Linked DNA regions of Homo sapiens: region 1 is linked to region 2. A link is a loop called in an ENCODE intact Hi-C map of the cell type or tissue named here. Cell type or tissue: heart right ventricle. All regions are shown on one strand. Links, peaks and the distances in the headings refer to the core of each region. The heading gives the core; the rest is flanking DNA.

The links. Peaks named below come from ENCODE experiments on the same cell type or tissue, not always from the same donor. Only the 100,000 strongest peaks of a DNase experiment are listed, where the experiment ranks them.
Region 1: it touches region 2 in a loop (2.5-fold over the local background); 43 of 110 quality-filtered maps call a loop at or near these places.

The regions. Positions count from the first base shown.
Region 1 is chr19:2,227,538-2,232,833 of GRCh38, forward strand. DOT1L (DOT1 like histone lysine methyltransferase) reads left to right here. Exons shown (of 28, transcript NM_032482.3): 28 at 2,248-5,041. The coding sequence ends at 2,255. It also overlaps a transcript of PLEKHJ1 not described here. Among named protein-coding and RNA genes, the nearest start is that of MIR1227, 4.0 kb to the right of the region's middle. In heart right ventricle, for the core only: a CTCF peak has its summit at 4,267; no DNase peak of the experiment used is centred there; H3K27ac peaks cover 1,109 bases.
Region 2 is chr19:2,172,881-2,182,915 of GRCh38, forward strand. DOT1L (DOT1 like histone lysine methyltransferase) reads left to right here. Exons shown (of 28, transcript NM_032482.3): 2 at 7,833-7,876. Among named protein-coding and RNA genes, the nearest start is that of DOT1L, 14 kb to the left of the region's middle. RefSeq lists enhancers at 594-1,112, 7,810-8,393, 9,866-10,025. In heart right ventricle, for the core only: no CTCF peak of the experiment used is centred there; no DNase peak of the experiment used is centred there.

The DNA of each region.
Region 1 (5,296 bases), core at 2,775-5,274, 54 kb after region 2:
CTGGGGCTGCTGCGGGGCGGGGGGCCGGAGGGCGGAGGGCGGGCCACCACGAGCCTGGCCGAGCCGCTGCTTGTGCTTGGTGCCCGCACACGCCTGGCGGCGCCGTTTCGCTTCCCTTTTTGTGAGCCTGCGGCTGCTGCTCTGCGCTTGCCTGGATGCTGCCGCTTGTTGAAGCTGCGTTTTTCTCTCCTATTTGCAGGTGTCTTTAACCACGCGGTGCCCTCCGCCTCTGCTCATCCGTTTGGAGCCCGTGTCGGCCGCGGGGCTGCATGTGGCAGCGCCACACTGGGCCCGAGCCCGCTGCAGGCGGCGGCCAGCGCCTCGGCCTCTTCCTTTCAGGCCCCGGCCTCGGTTGAGACCCGGCCGCCCCCTCCGCCTCCGCCTCCGCCTCCCCCGCTGCCCCCGCCTGCGCACCTGGGCCGGTCCCCCGCGGGGCCGCCCGTCCTCCACGCCCCCCCTCCACCTAACGCCGCCTTGCCTCCTCCCCCAACGCTGCTGGCCTCTAACCCTGAGCCCGCGCTTCTGCAGAGCCTCGCGTCCCTCCCGCCTAACCAAGCTTTCTTGCCCCCCACCTCTGCTGCCTCTCTGCCGCCTGCTAACGCCTCTTTGTCTATCAAGCTCACCTCCCTCCCGCACAAGGGCGCCCGCCCCTCCTTCACGGTGCACCACCAGCCCCTGCCCCGGCTGGCCCTGGCCCAGGCCGCGCCCGGGATCCCACAGGCCAGCGCCACGGGGCCGTCCGCGGTGTGGGTGTCCCTCGGCATGCCGCCTCCCTATGCCGCGCACCTTTCGGGGGTTAAGCCGCGATAAAGACCTTGCTTAGCTAGCAGTGCGTATTGTGTAAGGTAAGGCCAGAGCCCTGCGCGGTGGCTCACTCCAGACACTGAACTGTCCTTCCTTTGGCAGAGAAGACGGCCACAGGGCTCGGCAGAAGTTCCGGGGGTCCTGAGGAGGGAAGAGGGAGAGAGCCAGGGAGACCAGGGAGATGGTCGCGAGAGGAGGGACTACAGGACGGGCACCAGCCATGGAGTGGCCTGAGTGTGTTGGGTTCCAGCTGCCCGCAGCTGGGTTCCTGCGGTGACGCCGCAGGACTGAGGCCAGCCCTGGGGGCAGCTGTGCCAGCCCCTGTGGGCGAGGCTCACGGGGTGCCAGGCCAGGGGGCTGGGAGCTCTAGCTCCTAGAGCAGTCTCCAGGGCTCCATCCGCACCAGGCCCAGGTCACTCATGACGGGTGGCGTGGCTTGGTGCTGTTCCCCAGGCGCCCAGCATGTAGCAGGCACGGTGCCGGCTGCAGAGGTCCTGGAGAGCCAGGGTGGCTGGCTGGATGCCTCTGGTCGGGGCTGTCTGGCCAGTAGCCTCGGATGCCCTCATAGGGAGCCAGTGAAGCCCCAAGTGCCCTGCCTGCCTGGGGGCTGATGGGTTCCCGGCGGGGTCGAGAGGCAAGCTCTGTGCCCTGCGTGTTGAGGCCCCCTTGCTGGACACGGCTGATGGCCACACTGCCCTGTGGTCATGGCCCACAGCCGAGGGGCTTTCAGCTGCTCAGATGTCAGCACCAAGCTGGGCAGGTTAGTGTAGACGGTGCCCACCTTTGAGACCAGAAGGAAGTTGGAAGCAGGAGTGATTTTGATGATGTGAGGCCTTCAGGGAATGTCCTGTTCACTCCTCCCCCAAGAGGCTGTGGAGACTGTGGCCGCTGACCCCTGAGGGCAGTTGGCCACCCGTGCCCTCCAGGGACATGGCGTGCCTGGCGGCGTAGTGCAAAGGTGCCCTCTGCTTGCCCCTGGCCTTCTGCCTCAGGGGCCCCTGGGACACAGGCCTTCCTGGGCGAGTCCAAAGCCCACCGGGCAAGGAGAGGAGGACTGGGAGCCAGGAGCCAAGGCGGAGGCTGTGGCCAGGGCTGGTCAGCCTGGCGGGTCAATGCGGGCACCTGCGGGCTGGACAAGCTATGCTGGGTCTCTTAGGAGATGAGCTGCAGGTAGGGTGGCTTTAGCTGGACTCGGCTGTGTGTCTCCTTTGGAGGAAGGCTGGAGCTTGGCCGGCGTGTCCAGGTGTCAGGCTCCCTGGTCTGTCACGGGGCACGCCCGTCGTCTGTTGTGGTTAGAGGAGCTGGCACTATGCCTGTCATGGTGCTGGCCCCAGGTGGCGTGTGTGCTCGTGGGAGGCCTCGGTCCCCAGCCTGGGTGAGTGTTGGGCTCCCCCAGGCGCGATGGTAACCTCAGGCCGCTCTTCCCGCTGTGCCCTTCTGCAGGTAACTAGGATTTCTACCTCAACCGCGAGACCTATGCAAGGACGGTGTGGACCAACTCGCGCCCGCGGCATGGTGCCCGCCGGCCTGCCGGGCTCCCACCCCTGGACGGCAGAGGCAAGGACGGACGGGAGCTCCACTGTGAATCGGCGGCACGCGCCGCAGGAGGCTGGGACTGGTCCAGTTTGTACTGTCGATAGTTTTAGATAAAGTATTTATCATTTTTTAAAAAGTATAAACAATTCTGACTTATTTTATTCCATCTAAGTGGTAAAAGGCAACTTATTGAGAAATATAAATATCTATATATGAGAGCTCTATATAAAGACACGTGTCTGCAGGGCGGGCCCGCCAGCGGATTCGCCACAGCCTGCCCCGGTGCTATCTCGTCCCCAGGCCCGCGCCTGCCTCCACCCGCTTGGTGCTGACTAGACGCTGACAACGCCGAACCCCGTTCTCGGAAACGCCGCCCGGCCGGCTCCCCCGACGCGCTGCTCCCGTACCAAAGGCAGGCCCGTCGCCACCACATTCCTCGGAGGCCTCCCCGCGGCCTGAGCCCCTTCCTGAGCGCCCTGGCGCCTGCCCTGAGCTCTTCACCTTTACCCCGGCACTGTGAACCCCCAGACTGTTCACCCTCCGGGGCGTGGGTTGCGCCCTTGCATGTGAAGGGGCCTGCGCGGTGACGCAGCTGGCCATGTGCTGCGCGATGGTGCTGTGAGGACGGCGCGGGCACGTTGAACAAGTGCATTTACTTTTGTATTTCTCGGCTGTCCATGGCTCGCAGCATGCCCTGCGATGCGGGGCAGGCCTGTCGTGGGTCCCTTGGTGTTTCTGTACAGGAGAGAGTCACACTAATGAGTGGCAGTATTTTATAGAGATGTGATGAGAATTTATAAATTTCATAGATTTGACAGCTTTTATTTTTAGATGGTATAATGCACAGTGAAGAGGAAAGAAAAGCGAGGGGAAAAAACCTTATTTATTCAAACAGTGCACAAAATGGCCCCAGCGTCAGCCCCGACCCTAGACCCCTCAGTTGCAGCTCCCAGCAGCCCAGACAGAGCTGCCGGCGCCCCTGCCTGCCCCACATCCCTTCCTGTCAGGGCCACGCCTGGCACCCATCCCTTGGAGCCTGTGCTGGTTCTCCCAGCTGCTGTGGGTGTGCTGGGGCCAGGGTGCACTGCTGAAACCTGGCCTCTCTGGCCCTAGGCCCCAGGGTGACGTCGGCCCCCCACTCTGCAGCCTTGGCGGGTGCCTGGGACTGGGTGTGGAAGGAGAGGAGCTGAGGCCGGGGTGTAGCAGGCAGGCAGGGCCACTCCAGTGCTTCTGGAGCCCTGAGCAGTCAGGGCCTGGGTTGTCTGAGCAGTGGTGGCTCTGTGCCCTCCCTGGAGGATGGGATCTGGGAGTCTGAGCTCCCCGCATCTGGCCCTGGGCTGTGTGGCACTTGCTGAGCCCACCTTCTCAAGTGCTTGCTCCTGTGAGATGGCATCGGGGAGCCCCTTCCCCAAGGTGCCACAGATCCACCCTCCAGGGAGCTGCCAGCCCTGTGTTCTGGTTCCCAAGGGCAGGATGGACACACGTCACATCCCTACCACGTGGCCTCCAAAGGGAGCCACGGAGGAAAGGCTTCTGTGGTTGCTAGGTGGGGGAGTCCTGTGTGGGAGGGCCTGAAGACCCCTGCTTGTGCCTGGTGAGGGGGGTGCTGCCTCCCCCAGCCCCCAACAACCTCTCAGACCCCCACCCTCCAACATAGCTGAGTTCTGAAGATGGTGCTCCGGACCTGTCCTCTTAAGTGGTGCCCAGTGCCCTCCCCACCCCACGTTGGTGCTCTCAGCTAGAAGGTGCTGTGCCTCTGCCTGAGCCCCAAGCCCCGAGCCTGGCCTTCAGGACAGGCAGCCTGCTCTGTGTCGCCACGGGCCGGATACGCCACAGGGTTGATGGCAGAGACGGCCGAGTCCCTGGTCTAGAACAAGACACATTCTTTAAACACTGTATTACTTCTGCCTCCCTCTAGGTGACAGTGGCAGTCCGGGTGCCATCACGGGTCCTGCAGATGGCCATGCAGGGCTCCTGCCCACGCAGGCCACCGTATGTTCAGGACACGCACTGGGTCTCAGAGCCACTGGCCCAGGCAGAAGTCTCCTTGAGCCCACTGGGTCATATGCGTGTCACCACACGTGAACTAGTGTGGTGGCTGCCTGCGGACACCCTCCTGTTCTGAGCCCTGGGCCTGTGTTCTTCTCAGACACTCCCAGACTGAGGGGTGGTGTGTGGCGGGTGGCAGGGTGGCTGTGGAGACTGGGGATCTGGAGCCTGGTGCTGGCACCTGGCCTGAGTTTCCGTGGGCAGCTGGCGGGGACCTGTGCTGCTGCTGCTGACTGTGGGTGGGCGGGCGGCGCCTGGGAGTGGCTCTTGCTCAGGAATTGATAGGAACCCTAAAAACTAGGATACCCCCTCCTCGGCCCATGAGGCACGCACAGTGACTTATTTAAGACTTCCCCCTTAATTTATCTGCCCCCAGGATGCGTCAGTCTGTTCAGTGGTCAGCAGGCCCCCCACCCCCCGCCGACTGCCCTCGCCATCGTGGTCAGACCCCCCTCCCAACACAACACGCTGCTGGTCTGTGTCAGCCTTTGTAACGTGGGAGGCTCTGCCGTGTCTTCCGGGTGAACTGTATTTGGATTGCGCGCATTGTCACGGTCCGCCCCTGGGCTGCAGGCGCCCCTTCCTCTGGGCACCCCTGCATTCTGCATCCCCACCTCTAGACGCTGTAATAAACAGACTGTTTTCACTCGGACCTGGTGTGAATGGCAGCCTTTCTTCCAGGTGGCATGAGGCGTCTCCTGGCGGCCAGTGAGAGGCCCCGGCTAGTGTGTCATCGCCGAAACGGGGAGTGGAGGGCCTAGGGGTGCTCCTAGCAGAAGCTCCGGGGGCTGACACCAGGACACCCTGGCCTTGGGGAGGCTTATGAGGGCACCAGGCCACAGGCAAGGGGAGGCTTATGAGGGCACCAGGCCACAGGCAAAGTGCCTTTTGATGAACGGAAAACCAG
Region 2 (10,035 bases), core at 3,543-6,042:
ACGTGAGAATGGCATGAACCCAGGAGGCGGAGCTTGCAGTGAGCTGAGATCGTGCCACTGCACTCCAGCCTGGGCAACTGCGCGAGACTCCATCTCAAAAAAAAAAAAAAAGTTCACCCGTTTTAAGTGTACATTTCAGTGTGTTTTAGTATATTCACAGATTGTGCAGTCGTCACCATTGTCTAATTCCAGAACGTTCTAATCACCCCAAAAGGAAACGCTGCCGCCTCAGCAGTCAGTGCTGGTCTCCCCTAGCGTCCTGGAGCGTTTTTCCCTGCATGGAGGCCCACGAGTCCCGCGCTTTCCTCCTTCCCTGTCACGCTGTGGCTTTAGGAGGCCCACGAGTCCCGCGCTTTCCTCCTTCCCTGTCACGCTGTGGCTTTGGCCTCAGGCTAGAGGGTCGGTGTCTGTCAGCCTGTGCTCAGACGAGGGCGAGGAGAGTTCTGGTCAGCGCGTCCAGCCTCCCTCCTGTGTTGCTTTGCTGCTGGAAAAAGAGGGTCCTGATGCAGACCCCAAGAGAGGAGAGAACTCGAGGTGAGCCGCGGATCACAGTGAGAGCAGCCACCAAGCCGCTTCCTTACACAGCGGGCCTCCCTGACAGAGCAGGGCGTCCTCGGGGAGCAGGCAGAGGGTGCCTGCTCTTCCTTAGCGCCTCCGTCTGTGAGAAACGGCCAGGGTTGCGAGTAAACCTGGAACGTGCAGACACTCACTGGAGGCCAGCCGGGTGGTGCCATCCGACCACCCTTCAAGCCCAGCCTGCTCACCGGCCCTCTCAGTACAGCGGGCACGGGTTCTGCGGGCTGCCCGGAAGACCTCCCCCAGACCCATAGATGCTCTGTGTCCTTGGTGGGCAGCTCATAAGTGTGAACCTTCCCGGTACCTTGCGAGTGCCTCACTACGCACTTCAAGACGGGGTCGCTCCGGTTGTGTTTTATGAAACCAGAGGCCTGGTGAGCTGAGCTTCCTCTCACAGCTTCACAGCAGCCTGTGTGGGTGGCCTCAGCCCTCCTGAGCCCCTCCAGTGTCGAGTTGCTTTGACTGTTTCCAGGGAACTCCTTTGGTTGTTGCGTAGCTTGGGCTGTTTGTTTGTTTGTTTGAGACAAACTCTGTCACCCGGGCTGGAGTATTGGAGTTTAGTGGCGTGATCATAACAGTGCAACCTTGAACTCCTGGCTCAAGCGATCCTTCCACCTCAGCCTCCTAAAGTGCTAGCACTACAGGCGTGCACAGCTGTGCCCAGCCAGCTGGGGCTGTTGCACATGGGCTAGTTATTATCAAGTCAGCTGAAGCCTTGTCAGCCATCCTTGGTCTGAGCTCTCCCTGGCTCTCGGGCAGCACCGTCTTCCTCCTGTGGAGGTCTGAGTCCCCTTTTCACACTGCCCTTGATCCTACAGACAGATGCTCAGCCAGGAAGCAACATGCTCTGATGTCCAGGCCCAGCTCTGCTGTGAAGTAGCTGCATGGACTTGGGCCAGGGCCTGTGTGGACCTTGGGTTGAGGGTCAAGTCTAAAAATGCTCTGTCAGGTTGGGCACAGTGGCTCACATCTGTAATCCCAGGACTTGGGGAGGCCGAGGCGGGCAGATCACCTGAGGTTGGGAGTTTGAAACCAGCCTGACCAACGTGGAGAAACCCCGTCTCTGTTAAAAATACAAAATTAGCTGGGTGTGGTGGCGCACGCCTGTAATCCCAGCTACTTGGGAGGCTGAGGCAGGAGAATCGCAAAAGCTAAGATAAATTTTGTTTTTTTCTTTTTTTAGAGATGGGGTCTTGCTGTTCACCCAGGCTGGAGTGCAGTGGTGTGATCACAGCTCACTGCAGCCTTGAACTCCTGGGCTCAAGTGATCCTCCCACTTCAGTCTCCCAAACAGCTGAGACTACAGGTGTACCTGTCATGCCCAGCTAGTTAAAAAAAAAAAAAAGCAAAAACTTTTTTTGAAGAGATGAGGGTCTCAATATGTTGTCCAGGCTGATCTCAAACTCCTAGCTTCAAGCAGTCCTCCCGCCTCAACCTCCCAGAGTGCTGGGATTACAGGCATAAGCCATTATGTCTGATCTCTTTTTAAGTTTTTAAATATATGTGTGTGTGTGTGTGTGTGTGTGTGTGTGTGTGTGTATATATATATTTTTTTTTTTTTAGATGGAGTCTTGCTCTGTTGCCCAGGCTGGAGTGCAGTGGCGCCATCTCGGCTCACTGCAAGCCCCGCCTCCCGGGTTCATGCCATTCTCCTGCCTCATCCTCCCAAGTAGCTGGGACTACAGGCGCCCACCACCACGCCCGGTTAATTTTTTATATTTTTAGTAGAGACAGGGTTTCACTGTGTTAGCCAGGATGGTCTCGATCTCTTGACCTCATGATCCTGCCCGCCTTGGCCTCCCAAAGTGCTTGGGGATTACAGGCGTGAGCCATGGCGCCTGGCCGATATTTTGTATCTTTTTAAGAGTTGAGGTCTTGCTATGTTGCCCAGGTTAGAGTGCAGTGACGATCATGATTCACTGTGGCCTCAAACTCCTGGGCTCCAGTGATCCTCCTGCCTCAGCCTCCTAAGTTGCTGGGACCCCAGGCATGGGCCACTGCATCTGGCCAAGGAGATAAATTTTCATAACTTATTTAACCAAGTATAACTGGAATATTATCATTTTATCATGTAATTAAAAAATTGTTCTGGCTGGACGCAGTGGCTCACGCCTATAATCCCAGCACTTTGGGAGGCTGAGGTGGGTGGATCATCTGAGGTCAGGAGTTCAAGACCAGCCTGGCCAACGTGATGAAACCCCATCTCTACTAAAAATACAAAAAATTAGCCAGGCGTGGTGGCTGACGCCTATAATCCCAGCTACTCAGGAGGCTGAGACGGGAAAATCGCTTGAACCCAGGAAGTGGAGGTTGCAGTGAGCCGAGACTGCGCCATTGAACCTGGGAGGTAGAGGTTGCAGTGAGCCGAGACCACACCACTGCACTCCAGCCTCGGCAACGAGCAAAACTCCGTCTCAAAAAAAGAAAGGAACTCCCACACGAGCTGGAAGCCAGCACTGGGCTCTTCCGCACAGAGGCTCCCACCCATAGACCAGGAGTACGAACCCAACCGTGCTGCTCTAGACATGGGCCCTGGGATGATCACCCAACCTCTGTGTCCCGGCTCTGCCTGTCCCCTGGGCTCTCCAGGAACAGGTCTGTGCTGGAAACGCCTCTTGGCCGAGGCTGCTTTTACTAGACATCCACTCTCAGTTGGGGGTCCTCCAGGCCCTGCACACCCACCCACCATGAGAGGGAATGTCACCGCTTGGCCTTTGGGATTCAGAAAAACCTGGTGAAGTCTGCACAAAGCCCTGTCCCCCAGCCCTCGGTCCACACAGCATCCCACACCACAAGGCACCTCTGGACAGGAGGCAGTGCGAGCAAGAGGGGACAGGGGCAGTAACTCGGGGTGCACTGCCTGGTGGGGACACTGTCTCCCTAGCTGTGAATGACAGGGAATGAGGCACAAGGACGAAACAGGCGTGGGGCAGAGGGCACGGCTCGCGGGAGTTGCAGAGCGAGTTCACCCTGCTACTGCTTCTGCGGGGCACTCATTTTTAGAAGTACACTTACGTGGCCCCCAAAATAATGTCACGCTGCCAAGGAGAGCAGGCAAGGGCAGGTGACACCGCTGTCAATCAGAGCATTTCCAGCCCTCACACCTGTGAGTCATCTGGCTCCCAGGAACATTCTCTGTTCCAGTAAGGCCTGCGCCTGTGAGAAGCGCTTGGCTGAATCCTAGGAAGGGGGACTTGGGCCGACAGCCCCCTCCAACCTGCGCAGCCTCAGGACACTCAAACCACAGCTGCAAACACTGCCAGCCAGACATGCAGCTCCCGCGGCCACCACTTTGAGACAGCGACTCCCTGTGACAAGAAAACTCTGAAACCAGGCGAGGCAGGGCCCTCTGTCAGATGATCACTGGGGAAGACGCTATGGACAGACAGGAACTTCTGGGACCACAGCAGGCTGGAATTCCAGCTTGAGGAGGGAGAGGGGAACCCTGCCGTGGGCCCTGACAGTGAGCAGGAGGAAAGGGGTCTCACAGAAGCAGGACCCCGATATGAGGGAGCAGGCCCAGCACCCCTTCCTCCCGCCCCCAGCCCCTATCCAGAGAGCAGGCTGGCCCTCTGGGTCTCGCTTCAGATGCGTAGAACCCAGTGCTTCCGGCTGCACCCTGCAACATCCCGCAGCAGTCTGTGGGGGTCCGCAGGAAGAAGACTCCCCCGTGAGGGGGAGCTCTGTGGAGCGGCACTGTCCTGACGGCAGCCACTAGCCACTCGGCTGTGGGCACCCGACATGTGGCTGGCGGGAAGGAGCTGTGCAGAGCACAGAACATACAGGAAACGACCAGGTGTGCTGCACTCGCCCCACACACGCAGTCAAATCACGCAGGAACAATTTTTTTTTTTTGGGAGAAAAAGTTTTGCTCTTGTCGCCCAGGCTGGAGTGCAATGCCGCGATCTCGGCTCACTGTAACCTCTGCCTCCCGGGTTCAAGCAAGTCTCCTCTCTCAGCCTCCCTAGTAGCTGGAATTACAGGCACCCGCCACCACACCCAGCTAATTTTTGTATTATTAGTACTACTAACAATTTTTATATTATTAGTGGTAATAATTTTTGTATTACTAGTGATAGAGCTAATATTTGTGTTATTAGTATTCGCCACGTTGGCCAGGCTGGCCTCGAATTCCTGACCTCATGATCTGCGCCCAGCTCGTGTTGAAGTTCTTTAGCCACCTTTGAGCAAGGGACCCTATTTTCACTTTGTCCGGGGCCTGCAAGTTCTGCCTGCTCCCTCGCCAACCCTCGCCAGCCCTGCTCTCCGCTCTGCCCAGCCCCGGCTCTTGCCTCCTCCTATTTCTTTTTCCTTTTTTTTTTTGAGCTGGAATCTCACTCTGCTGCCCAGATTGGAGTGCAGTGGTGCGACCTTGGCTCACTGCAAGCTCTGCTTCCTGGGTTCAAGAGATTCTCCTGCCTCAGCCACTGAGTATCTTGGATTACAGGTGTGTGCCACCACACCTAGCAATTTTTTTTTTTTTTGAGATGGATTCTCACTCTGTATCCCAGGCTGGAGTGCAGTGGTGCAGTCTCAGCTCACTGCAACCTCTGCCTCCTGAGTTCAAGTGAATCTCCTGGCTCAGCCTCCTGAGTAGCTGGGATTACAGGCACGCACCACCATGCCCAGCTAATTTTTTTTTTTTTTGTATTTTTCATAGAGATGGGGTTTCACTGTGTTAGCCAGGCTGGTCTTGAACTCCTGACCTCGAGTGATCCACCCGCCTCGGCCTCCCAAAGTGCTGGGATTACAGGTGTGAACCACCATGCCTGGCCATTTTTTTTTTTTTTTTGGTATTTTTTTGTAGAGATGGCGTTTCACCATGTCTTTGGGAGGCCAAGGCAGACAGCTCACTTGAGGCCAGGAGTTTGAGACCAGCCTGGCCAACATGGTGAAACCTTGTCTCTACCAGAAAAAAAAAAAAAACAAAAAATCTCCAAAACACACTTCACTTTGAAATTTTTTTTTTTTTTTTTTTTGAGACGGAGTCTTGCTCTTTTGCCCAGGCTGGAGTGCAGTGGCGCGATCTTGGCTCACTGCAAGCTCCGCTTCCCGGGTTCACGCCATTCTCCTGCCTCTGCCTCCCGAGTAGCTGGACTACAGGCACCCGTCACTACGCCTGGCTAACTTTTTGTATTTTTTAGTAGAGATGGGGTTTCATTGTGTTAGCCAGGATGGTCTTGATCTCCTGACCTTGTGATCCACCCGCCTCAGCTGGCCTCCCAGAGTGCTGGGATTACAGGTGTGAGCTACCGCGCCCGGCCACGCCCAGCTAATTTTTTCTATTTTTAGTAGAGACGGGGTTTCACCTTGTTAGCCAGGATGGTCTCTATCTCCTGACCTCGTGATCCACCTGCCTCAGCTTCCCAAAGCGCTGGGATTCCAGGTGTGAGCCACCACGCCAACCCCTAAAGTGGTTTTAGACTTAGAAGAAAGTTGCAAAGCACCGCACAGACTTTCTATGTGGCTTTATTTCATCACAGTACCCTGATCCGAACCAGGAGGTGGACGGAGCTGTGGCCTCAGTGGCATATACGTCCCATCCCATCATTGCCATGAGCCCTTGTGTCTCCTGTCTCCCCTATCTAGGCTGATCCCTCAGTGCATAAGGAAAGCTGGGGGGGGGTCTCCTATGGTCTGGCCTTTGGAGGAGAGCCAGCTGGGGTCTCTGTGTGGCACCCCTCAGTCAGGCTTGGCTGCTTCTCTCAGGGTTATACTGAGGTTCTGCATCCTGGCAGGAGCCCCACAGATGGGGTTGCGTCCCGCTGGGCCTTGGGAGGCTCGTGGCGGCTGCGTGTCTCACTGTGATGACGCTGGCCTTGTGTTTCGTCAGGTGGTGTCCACAGGTGCCCTGCTGGTTGCTTTTTCTCTGCCCTGGGAGAGGCTCGCTGAGGCTGCACGGCTGCCTGGGAGAGGCTCGCTGAGGCTGCACGGCTGCCTGGGCGGCCTCTGACGCGCCCTGTGGACTGCAGCATCCAGGGGATCGCGTCTGCAACTCTTATTGCTTTGGCGTTTACCTATTGGGGATTTAAAAAAAAATTGTTCATTTTTATAAAAAAGACATGGGCTGGCTGGGCACGGTGGCTCAGGCCTGTAATCCCAATACTTTGGGAGGCTGAGGTGGGCGGATCACCTGAGGTAAGGATTTCGAGACCAGCCTGATCAACATGGAGAAACCCTGTCTCTACCAAAAATACAAAGTTAGCCAGGCGTGGTGGCTCATGCCAGTAATCCCAGCTACTCGGGAGGCTGAGGCAGGAGAATCCCTTGAACCTGGGAGGTGGAGGTTGCAGTGAGCCGAGATTGCACCACTTCACTCCAGCCTGGGCGACAAACAAACAAACAAACAGAAAAAAGACATGGGCTCTCGCTGTTTCCCAGGCTGGCCTCGAACTCCTGGCTCAAGTGATTCGCTCCCTGCACCCAGCCTGTTGTGGGTTTATATCAGCACAGTAGCACGCAGACGCGACGAAAGTGCACGTGTCCTGGTGGCGTGCACTTGGTCTCTGATTCTCGGTGATGGGTGTGGAGTCGGAGAGGCTTGGGTGGCCCTGCTGGGTGTGAACCTGCCTTTGACATTGGCCTTGTAGAGGGAGCGAAGGGCAGGGTGCTGGACGGGGAGGGATCTGTGTTAGGCCAAGGACCTTGGTTTTAGTTGTGGCAGGTTCTGGGCTATGGCGAGGCCGCCCACGTGGGCTAGCCCAGTGGTTTTTTTCCCATGGTACAGTTGGGGAAACAGGCCCCGTGGAGGCTCTATCACCTGCGGTCACATACCAGGCCTTTGCCAACGCAGGACTCCCAGCCAGGCTGGAGCTCCCTGGCTGGAGCAGCGTCGGGAGAATTCCCGGTGGGCCTGCGGAGCGCGGTCTGAGGGACTTGGGCTGTGTTGAGGGATCAACTGACCTCCAGGGAAAAAATGGGGAGACATGTGGAGCGGAGCTTGGGGCGGCCGTTTGCTTTAGGGTGGGAGAGGAGCAGGACCGGGGGCCATAGACTCCATCCCAGGCCGCTGCCTGCTCGCTGCCTGTAGTAGGACACAGCGTGCCAGAATAGGTCCCCGGCAAGGTCTGTGTTCCCTTCGTGGTCCAGGGTCTGGGAGTGTCTCTGGTGGTACCCGCTGGGTGGTGGGCTTGGGAGCTGCACCAGTTGGGAAATGAAGAGATGGGAAGTTGACGGCATCGCTTGTCCGGGAAGAGAGCGATGGGCTCACGGGGTGGAGGATGGCTCTGCGTCTCAAACTTCTCTCTCTGTTTCAGGATAAACATCACGATGCTGCTCATGAAATCATCGAGACCATCCGGTGAGTGCACGGCCTGCAGTGTGTTGTCTTCACAGCCCTGAGCCACTTCCGTGGACACCCGTGCCCTGCAGATTCTGTTGTGGGGATGGCTCCTGCAGGGGTGGACTCCTGGAGGTGTTGTGAAGCGGATCAGGGGTGACTCAGGGACGGGTAGAGCTGCTTCTCCCAGCTCCATTCCTGGCCAGTGGGTGCAGAAGTCTTGAGCTGCTGGGGTGTCCAGTGGGTCCTCCAGGGGCGTTGCCCTGCCTTCCTCTGTCTCCTTGTCAGTCTCCCTGCTGTGGGTTTTGGGCCGACCTTCACCCTCACGCGCCCTCGACGGCCTCCTGTGTCTGTGCCCCATGGGTGCAGAGAGGAGCATTCTGGGGGTGACTTGGATGGGCAGGAGGCGGAGGCCGTCCTGTCCTCGTAAGCTCCAGCCTGGGCTCCAGGATCTGCAGCAACAGTGCAGGGAGGCCCTCTGGGTGCCTCTCTGCTGCCCACTGGGAAGCTGCCCATGGTGGCCGGCATTCTGCGTGTCTCAGGTGCTCAGGGTCAGAACCCTCATTGTGTGGCACCTGCACGGAGGCCACATGTGTCCATGTGGCCCTGGCGTCTTGCTGGTCTGTTCCTTAGCATACTGGGCTGTGAGGACACCGCCCGTGCCCATGCCCAGCATCTGCCCAGGCCTGCAGCTGCCATAAGGGCCATGCTGAGCTCCTCTTGGCCGGGTGGCTCTGTGCCAGGCCCCTAGCTCCTGAGGCCCTGTAGTTCAGTGTTGGGGCCCAGCGGCACCTCCCTGGCCAGGTTGTTTGAGGATTAAGTGAAATCGTTTGTGTAGGTCGGCCAGGGTGGGCCTGACCCAGGGTCCGTGCTTAGAATGTGGGATCTGCTTTTTTTTAATGTCATGATCCGTGGACCAGGCAGTGGAGTAGGGGCCCCTCTGTTCTTTGTAAAAGAAGTCTGGTGTTATGGTTGGAGGGAGGGCTCTGGATCAGGCAGCTGGACCCCAGCCCAGCCCCCGCCCAGCACCAGCCCCAGCCCCAGCCCCAGCCCCAGCCCCAGCCCAGCTGCAGCATGCTTCTGGCGGCCAGCCGCCTCTCTCTGCCTGGGTTTCTCTTGTTGCAGCTGGGGGCCAAGACTCTGCTGGCGTGGGCCTCTGTGGGTGCTCCTCACAGAGGGCCGGGCAGTCTTTTTAAGAATGCTCAAGCTGTGCACGGTGGCTCACGCCTATAATCCCAGCGCTTTGGAAGGCCAAGGCAGGGAGATCGCTTGAGGCCAGGAGTTCGAGACTGGCCTGGGCACCTTGGGGAAACCCTGTCTCTACTAAAAAAAAACACAAAAATTAGCCGGGTGAGGTAGCAGGTGCCTATAGTCCCAGCTACTTTGGAGGCTGAGGCAGGAGAATAGCTTGAACCCAGGGGGCGGAGGTTGCAGTGACCCAAGATGGTGCCACTGCACTGCAGCCTGGGTGATAAGAGTGAGACTCCATCTCAAAAATAAATAAATAAATAAATAAATAATGCTCAGCTGGGCATGGTGGCTCACACCTGGAATCCCAGTGCTTTGAGAGGCTGGGAGGGTTGATCACTTGAATCCAGGAGCTGGAGATTGGCCGGGCAACATAATGAGACCCCAAGTCTACAAAAAAGTAAAAAATTAGCTGGGCATGGTGGTGCACACCTGTGGTCCCAGCTACTTGCGGGGCTGAGGTGGGAGGATCACTTGAGACCAGTGGCGCTGTGATTGTGCCACCGCCCTCCAGCCAGGCAACAGAGTGAGACCCTGTCTCAAGAAACAAAACCCAAACAAGAAAGAGTGCTCCAGGGCTGTGGCTTCCCGGGGCTGTGACTGTGCAGGTTCTGCCAGTGCTGCCCAGACGTGGTCTCTCTGGGTTAGGATCTCGGTGCAGCAGGGGTGGAAGCCCCTCTCTGACCAGGCGCTTGCTAGTGTGTCTGGAGGTGCTCAGCAGCAGGGGAGCTGCACCTGCTCCCCATGGGAAGGGGCCTGCACAGACTTCTGGGGTCAGAGGAGACCCCAGGCCCCCGGATCTCAGGCAGTGGCGGTGAGAGTGCCTCTCTGGCTGCATGCTCGCCTTCTGCAGGGCTCGGAGCTGACTGTCTTGTTTGAACCTTGTGTGTTTTCTGGGGAGCGCATCTGGAGTCTGGAGCTTAAGCGTTGTA